Regions from separate parts of the Homo sapiens genome. Here region 2 is linked to region 1. A link is an interaction called in ENCODE POLR2A ChIA-PET data of the cell type or tissue named here. Cell type or tissue: GM12878. All regions are shown on one strand.

Region 1 (4,000 bases):
AGGTCTCTGTGCAAATGGATATTCCTTCCTCTACAAGCACCTGAATTTCATCTATTTCAGCACTTATGGGCACTGCAGAAGTGTCTATGAAGTACAGTACCTATTTGCTTTATACCTTGCAAAAGTACTTCTTGAAGATGCTATCATTCTGCTTTCCCAAAGGAAAGCTGACTCCAGTCAATCCTGTCTCATTTATACTTTCAACATCAATTAGCATTAAGGGGACATACACAGAAACCACCACTCCACCCAAAAAAAAGACTGACAACCCTTTTCCAGGCTGCACTACACCAATAAAACTGTCATTCAGTAAGTCAATCCCATAAGTCCCTCTCTACTACATACACTGTCAGGAAGCCATCAGCATTACCTGTATCTACTTTGGCTGTCATTTATGGCTCTGCTGGATGAGCCTCACCATCTGGAACACCATGGCTCCATCTTTCTAAATTAAACAGCTCAGCTGGCTTACCTCTTTCTCATCTTTCATATTATATAGCGGTGGGTTTTTCAGAGTAATAGGCACTAATACAATGAGAGGGACAACATAGTCATAGCACAAAGCTCAGGCTCAGTGAATGTCAAATACGGTCAAAAGGACCTTAAAGGTCATCTAGTCCAATTCTTTCTTTTCACTTGTGAGAATTCAGAGGTGCCCAATGTCACTATCTAAGGTCATACAGAATGTGCGTAACCTAACTTCAGGCTAGTACTCTTTCTACTCTATAAAATTTAAAGTTGCCTCTCAGGAAAGAATGCTTAAATTGGAATCCACCTCCTATAGAACACGGTAATTGTCATTCCTCTATAGCAACAATGAAACATCCACTTCAAATGAGATGAGATACTGAAAAACTTCAAGTTCTGTCTGTCCAAATGTCAAAAAATGAATTTGTGTTGATAGACACAATCTACTAGCATATTAGGCTCAGACAGAGTGCAAAATCCCAAGGAAGGAAGTAGTTTAATATTGTTCCAGTGGCAAAGATTTTTAGGATAGTGAGATGAAAGAAATGTCCCGAAGTTGTCCTCAAGCTTTGAGAGAGAATAAAATGGTGGAATGGTTAGAACACAGAGCAAGCATTTGATTCTTTATAAAGAAATTATCTGATTTGCAAAGAAATAAGACAACTGCTTCAATTATAGCACTAGGCTAAAATATCCAAGTGCTTTTGGGACTTTCTTGTAAAATTTTATTCAGAGGGGGGGTTTTCCTTGTCATTTAGTTTTTGCAGCACACACACTCCATATTTAATCCACTATCTGCCTACAACCTAGTACTTAGCTATTATTCACATTCTCATGTGGGCATATACCCAACTTCTTACTCCATCAAACACTGGAATAAACGTTAATATATTAGGAAATTAGAAAAACGAAATGAACAGGAGGGAAAGCAAGTACATTTTCACACAAAGTACAGGATACAGCTGTGATCTGTCAAGCTTACAAGACTGTCTCCTTAGCTAACAGCAAAGCTACAGGACTATCTTCTCAGCTGAACAGGAAGTCGCAGTCTAAAAAACATAAATGTTCCCAAGCCTCAACTCTATTCCCTTCACTTCACATTTCTAGCATGCATTAACCCTTTGACCAAGCCTGTGTAATACACCCATTCAAGTAGCCTTGACGAGGTGTCAGCAAGTCTATGGATGACAAGTACTTTGAGAGTCCACAGAATAACCTTTCATCATGATGTCCCTAAATAAAAAGCCATGTGGGACTAATGTGTTTGGTTGTACTCTTCAGAATAAACAGGTTGTAGCAAGAAAGACAAAACCAACTTTGGCCTTTGAGAAATTCATACTTGTATGAATGATCTTTATTTATTTTTTATTTTTTTTGAGACAGAGTCTCGCTCTGTCACCCAGGCTGGAATGCAGTGGCACCATCTTGGCTCACTGCAACCTCCGCCTCCTGGGTTCAAGCGATCCTTCTGCCTCAGCCTCCCGAGTAGCTGGGACTACAGGCGCAAGCCACCACGCCCGGCTAATTTTTGTATTTTTGGTAGAGATGGGGTGTCTCTATATGGTGATAGTGGCCAGGCTGTTCTCGAACTCCTGACCTCGTGATCTGCCTGCCTTGGCTTCCCCAAGTGCTGGGATTACAGACACCTGCACCCGGCCTATTTATTTATGAGACAGAGTCTTGCTCACTTTGTCACCCAGGCTGGAGTGCAGCAGCGCGCACTCAGCTCACTGCAACCTCTGCCTCCCGGGTTCAAGCAATTCTCCTGCGTCAGCCTCCTGAGTAGCTGGGATTACAGGCATGCGCCACCACGCCCAGCTAATTTTTGTATTTTTAGTTTAGACAGGACTTCACCATTTTGGCCAGGCAGGCCTCAAACTCCTGACTTCAAGTGATTCAACTGCCTCAGCCTCCTAAAGTGCTGGGATTACAGGCATGAGCCACTGTACCCGGCCTGTATGGGTGATCTTTAGTTTTCCATTTCTGAAAGTGTTTCCATGGTACCAACATATAATTTAAAAAAATAGAATTTCCTTTATCTTTCATAGGATCCTGTGTCAGCTAACAGACAAGGCACCTAACCCAGGCCCAAGGTAATGGAGGTGAAAAGAGAGCACTTCACAATGGATCTAATGTAATTTTTAAGTGATTTATAAATTAAATGTCACTTATAAACTATAATTTTAAAAGATGAGAGTCAAGGAAAGAAGGAAGACAGTGTTGTAGGCACTGGGAAAACTTTTGCAACCAATGATAATTTAACAGTAATATGACAGATCCTTCCTACAGTTCCACTTTAGAATGGATTTGTGATACTGAAAAGAATCATGAGCTAGATACTTAGATGCTGATTAGAGGTGCCCAGGTACATCAGCAGATCATATTCCAAATGATAGTTCAACATACATAAAAGGCTCAATACAAAGGAAATAGTGATATCCTCAAATGGTGTGTTTAGAAAAGAGAGGAGGTGGTGAGCATTTTTTCCCCAAGAAAATGCTATAGAATTATTTTCAAATTAATACTCCTTTCAATGTCTTGATTTCCCAGCTTACCCTTTACATCAGAGGAGAGCACAGCACTGTTGCCACAGTCCTCACAAAGTACTATCACCGTGGGTATGATACACAAAGAATGGAGCTAACTCTCAAACAGGAAGTCACCATCTCGTCAATCAGATGGTACACATTAGAAATGAAAAGATCAGCAATATGTAGAAAGCAATAAAGAACATGTAGAATCGAGAGAAGGAATTCTGAGATCTTGCCCTTTTTCACAGGCGGCTCCACAGTTTATCAACAGCTGGGAAATTTCCTGTTCACAGGAAAAGGATGACTTCTTAGTTCACGTTAAAGTGGAAATGACAAAAACTGACTGCATCACACAGAAAAAAAGGTGTTTCCTGAAAAAAGGAGAGACAGAGTGCTGCCTTTATTTGCAAAAGAAATCTCCCTCCTCAAAAAATACACCACAAAAACCCAAAGTACAAAGGAAAAGCAAAATAGCATGCATATGGCAAGCCAAAAAAAAAAAAAATCTTCAGGAGATAAAGGAGAAAATAACTAAATCAAAGAAATATTTCATGGTAAGAGTTAGCTTCAGTGGGAAAATCATTTTGTCCCTGTGGGTTATTTTAAATGCAAATATGCATAAGGGAAATGATAGCATATTTCCACTTGATATTCATGCAAAGATTTTTATCTATAATTTTTGAAAATGATTATCTAGCATCAGCTTTTCTACATACATACACAAAAGAATCCATACTTCATCACTAACTTATCATTAGCTCCTATGGATTATTTCAAAGAATCACTGCTTGGTTTATTCTTTAAATTACAGTGATTCTTAAAAAGTATATTCTTTCATTGCAACAAAAAATATTTGTTGGGTGCCTACTGTTTACCATTTTACATGCTGGGGTCTCAGTGGAGAACAAGCTTCCTGCCTTCCTGGAGTTTTGCCTAGTTTTGTTTTATTGACTAGAGCAGTGGTTTTCAAACTTTACTGCAAATTAGAATCAGATGAAGAG
Region 2 (4,000 bases), 310 kb before region 1:
CATCTGTGAAACTGGGAATAGCTAACCTCTCCATGCCGTGAGCTGTGCAGTTCCCACAAAATCATGTATATGGTGGGATTTTGAAAAAAATAAGATCCCCTCAGATAGAAGGTCCTCATGAGACCACAGAATGTTAGCTGGAAAGAAAGGAGCTGGCTGTGGTGCCAGGATGCAGCTGGAAGAAGCGCAGCATTTTACACAGAGGCAAAGTGAGGTGCCCCGACCAGCAACCAGGAATACCACCCTCACCCCTAACTATGAGCCACTTCTCAGATGTCATAACCAATCCTCATGACCACCTTCTCCCTCGGCCATCGTTGTTCAGTCTATTAGTTTCTTCTTTGGACACTACATATAAGCCAGGCCTCTGAGTCTTCAGAATGTGATCTCTTTGCCTTTGAGAGGCAAACAGCCGGCTGGGCACGGTGGCTCGCACCTGTAATCCCAGCACTCTGGGAGGCCAAGACAGGTGGATCATGAGGTCAGGAGATCGAGACCATCCTGGCTAACATGGTGAAACCCCATCTCTACTAAAAAAAATACAAAAAAAATTACCCGGGTGTGGTGGCCGACGCCTGTAGTCCCAGCCATTCGGGAGGCTGAAGCAGGAGAATGGCGTGAACCCGGGAGGCGGAGCTTGCAGTGAGCCGAGATGGCGCCACTGCACTCCAGCCTGGGTGACTGAGCAAGACTCCGTCTCCAAAAAAAAAAAAAAAAAAAAAAAAAAAAAAAAGAGGCAAACAGCCTAGGGGCAGAGATAAATGAGTAATTCTTTCAGTAACAGCCAAGTGTGATGGCTTATGGAACACAGGCAAGGTGAAAGCATTCTGATGCTATAGAGGTGGGAAAAGGAGTCTTTGTTTATTCATTTATTCAACAAGTATGCCGTGAGAGACCATTATGTGCTTGGTACTGTGTTTGGTGCAAAAGATTTACAATGAACAATGCAGACAGCCTCTTATTTCATAGAATCCACAGTCTAACCTGTGCCTCCACTACCCTAACTAGGAATCTGCACCCTACTAGGAAAGTCCATGGAATGCCTTCTCCTTTATTAAACCTGCTCTGACTCCCCTAGGCCACAGTGGTCATTTTAAACTTCTGAAGGTGTGATAGTCCAAGTCCTCTGAGAAGCAGTCACAAAGACAGGAATAAATATGCAAGGATTTTACTAGGGGAAATGTCTATGTGAGGGGGAAAAAAAAAAAAGGAGAGGGAACCAAAAAGAATGGGAGCCATCAGGCCTCCACAAAAGTCTGACTCCAAGTGAAGAACAGAGGAAGAAAAGGTTGGGTGAAAGCATCCTAGACCGTCATGCAGTTTAAAGAAGCTTTGGCAAAGCTGTTGAGGAGTCCTCAGGCAAGGCCAGCTGTCAGAGGAGTTGGTTGTCTCCCAGGAAGGGGCCTGCCCGAGTAACCCTGCTATGCTCAGTCACTGGCTGGGAGCAGCCTATGGGAAATGTGGCCTCAGCATCGATGGATTTCAGAACACAGCAGGTGAGGCCCATAGTTAATTACACTTCCTATAGCTGAAGGCCTGTGAGGCTTATTCTCACTGGCTTCCCAAATGATTTGGACTCCACAGATTACACCTTCAATTTGATGCCTAAATAAAGATTGTTTTCTGCACCTGCAAACTATGTTGGGTGTATCTTGACCTTTCAACTGGCCTGAGGGCCAGTCAAGGGCAAGGGTGCCATCATAATCCTTCATCCAGCCACCTGTCTATTGATCCATCCATTTTTGTTTTCTGGATATATTTACATGAGCACCAACTGTCCTAGGCACTAAGGGTACAGAAGTGAACCAGATGACCCTTGAAGAGCTTGCAGCCTAGAGAGGAAAGAGGGATTTAATAATGAATCACACACTAAACAGGGAGTTTCTAGGTAAAAGTCAAGTGAGTTTCTATTTCCCCTTCACACCACTTATGCTTCTCCCCACACCAGCAGGGGCTTTTTTCTGAAAGGGCAGCTATCTCCAGGGGACAGCGCCTGCCCTGTGGACGTGAGTCAGCCCAGGGTCGGGAAGAACGCTCAGCCCTGTGGACTGATAGCAATAACACAGCCCCTGGATTCTCCCAGGGAACTGCTTCACACCATTTCCCTGAGACACAGAGGGAACAAGAAAGAAAAACACCAACTGCAACTTTTCTTCAAGGAGAAACACCTTCATCGCTTCCTCCATGACAACTGTCAGCCCAAGGAGCATCCCTGAGCTGTTTCCTCCCTCGGGGGCTTATCAGTATGCTCCACGAAATGCAGAAAAACCCAGTTGCTTTTCTTGAATGTCTTTCAAGAGTGGTCTCCTCTTTCTCCCCATAGAGAAGTATAATTTAAAATATGCTGAATGAATGTTGAACTGGAGACCAAGAGAAGGGAGGCAAATCAGGCAGCAATGAGGATTATAATTTTTCCTCCTCACTAAGTCAGCTCTGAGCTAAGTACATTCCATGCAGACTCTCAGTTGATTCCCGTCACAGAACAGCCCAGTTAGCCTATTCTACAGAAGAAGAAACTGACGCTAGAGATAAAAAGAACTTGCTAAAAGCCACACCACTAGTAAGTAGTGGAGGTGAGACCTGACCCCCAAAACTTTTTGCCCCCAGAGCCTGTGCTCTGAACCACCAACCAAACTGCCCAGGCTTCTGTTGGTGGTTTCTCTTGCAACTTGGCAGGTGAAGTGTGACCTCAGCCATTGGTGAGGAGTTGTAATCAGGGTGCAGAATCTGGACAGGGCCTCCTTGCCCACTGCCATGTGTAGCTGCTGGTCAGTTGGTCTTCACAGACAGCATATCCTCTGTGTTCACAGCTATGGCACCAATGGCAGAATTGGTGTGTTGATACTAACAGAAGTTGTTGTAAGTCACACTCCTCTGCAGTTATGTACAGGGCAAATATGATTCCAAAACCCACAGAAAGCTATTACCTCATTTTATCTTAAAGTCTTAGGAGCTAGAGAATCACCGTCACCACTGTACCAAAAGGGATGCTGAGGTACAGATGGTTTGGCTGACTTGCCCAAGGCTACATAATTTATAGGGCTCTGTAGCTGGTTTTAGTGAGTTCCTTCCTTCTCTCCTGCAGAAACTCAATGCTCTCTTCTTTTGCCTTTTTTCAAAAAAATTTATTTGCAAAAAACTGGAAGTTCAGTAATTCTAAAGTGTTCACGATGATTATGATAACTACTAATTACTTACTGCTTCTGTTATAAGCTACAAAATATTAAGTGCTTCTCATTTGCTGGCATGGTGTCAACATGCACTGCGTTAAGAGTTTAATGTTACCTCGTCCAAGGATGTGTGGAGTTAAATGGGGTTCAAAGTCTGTGAGGGCCAAAGTGCTCCAATGGTAGAATTCCAGGCGTCAGATGGGGCAGGTGCTTTTAAGCCATGGGGTCATCATCTTCTGTAACTATATCCAGGTCTTATAGCTTAGACTCTACTGGATAGACCCTCAGGAGAAATGTGAAGGAGGCTTTTGAGAAAACTTGGCAGGGTCTGGCTGTCAAACAGTAATTGTTAGTGGCCTCTGTAAGGTAACCCACCTTCCTGGGTTGCTTTAGCTTCTGCCCTGTCCTGTGGCCTTTCCTGATGCCCTAATCCTTGGATGAATAGTCCCTTCTAGAGCCACCAGCCTTGGCAGCCCTGGGTCATCTGCCACGCTCCACCTCCCAGCCGGGTCCTGGGAAGCTGAGGAGGAGACGGAGGTGTGAGAACAGCAAGAAAAAAGTCTAGCCAGGCTAGACCCAGGCTAGGCCCTAGTGGTTCCCTTTGTCTCAGGGCAGCCCAGGCCTAAGATGCCAGGGCTTGGGGAGGCCTTGGATGCCAACAGCCCCATGCCAAGAGCTTCATCTTCCTCACGGAAGGTTCCTGGCTTTAGTCCAGGCTCTGCCCAGCCCACTCCTATTCCTTCAGGCTCTGAGTTCAACGGTGATACTATTCACAAGCAGACTTCTGTTTTCTTGTGAAAGTTAAAAAAGATACCAAGCTGTCAAAAAGA

What was found. ChIA-PET counts read pairs that join two places held together with the same protein. Peaks named below come from ENCODE experiments on the same cell type or tissue, not always from the same donor. Only the 100,000 strongest peaks of a DNase experiment are listed, where the experiment ranks them.
Region 2: POLR2A ChIA-PET joins it to region 1 with 8 read pairs; 1 of 35 experiments calls an interaction of 5 or more read pairs at or near these places.

What each region holds. Positions count from the first base shown.
Region 1 is chr10:110,057,613-110,061,612 of GRCh38, reverse strand. The region is part of intron 1 of ADD3 (adducin 3); the gene reads right to left. Among named protein-coding and RNA genes, the nearest start is that of ADD3-AS1, 51 kb to the right of the region's middle. RefSeq lists enhancers at 1,428-1,537, 1,588-1,647. In GM12878, no CTCF peak of the experiment used is centred here; a DNase peak (open chromatin) is centred at 1,566; H3K4me3 peaks cover 768 bases; H3K27ac peaks cover 651 bases.
Region 2 is chr10:110,366,149-110,370,148 of GRCh38, reverse strand. No RefSeq gene overlaps it. Among named protein-coding and RNA genes, the nearest start is that of SMNDC1, 63 kb to the right of the region's middle. In GM12878, no CTCF peak of the experiment used is centred here; a DNase peak (open chromatin) is centred at 1,861.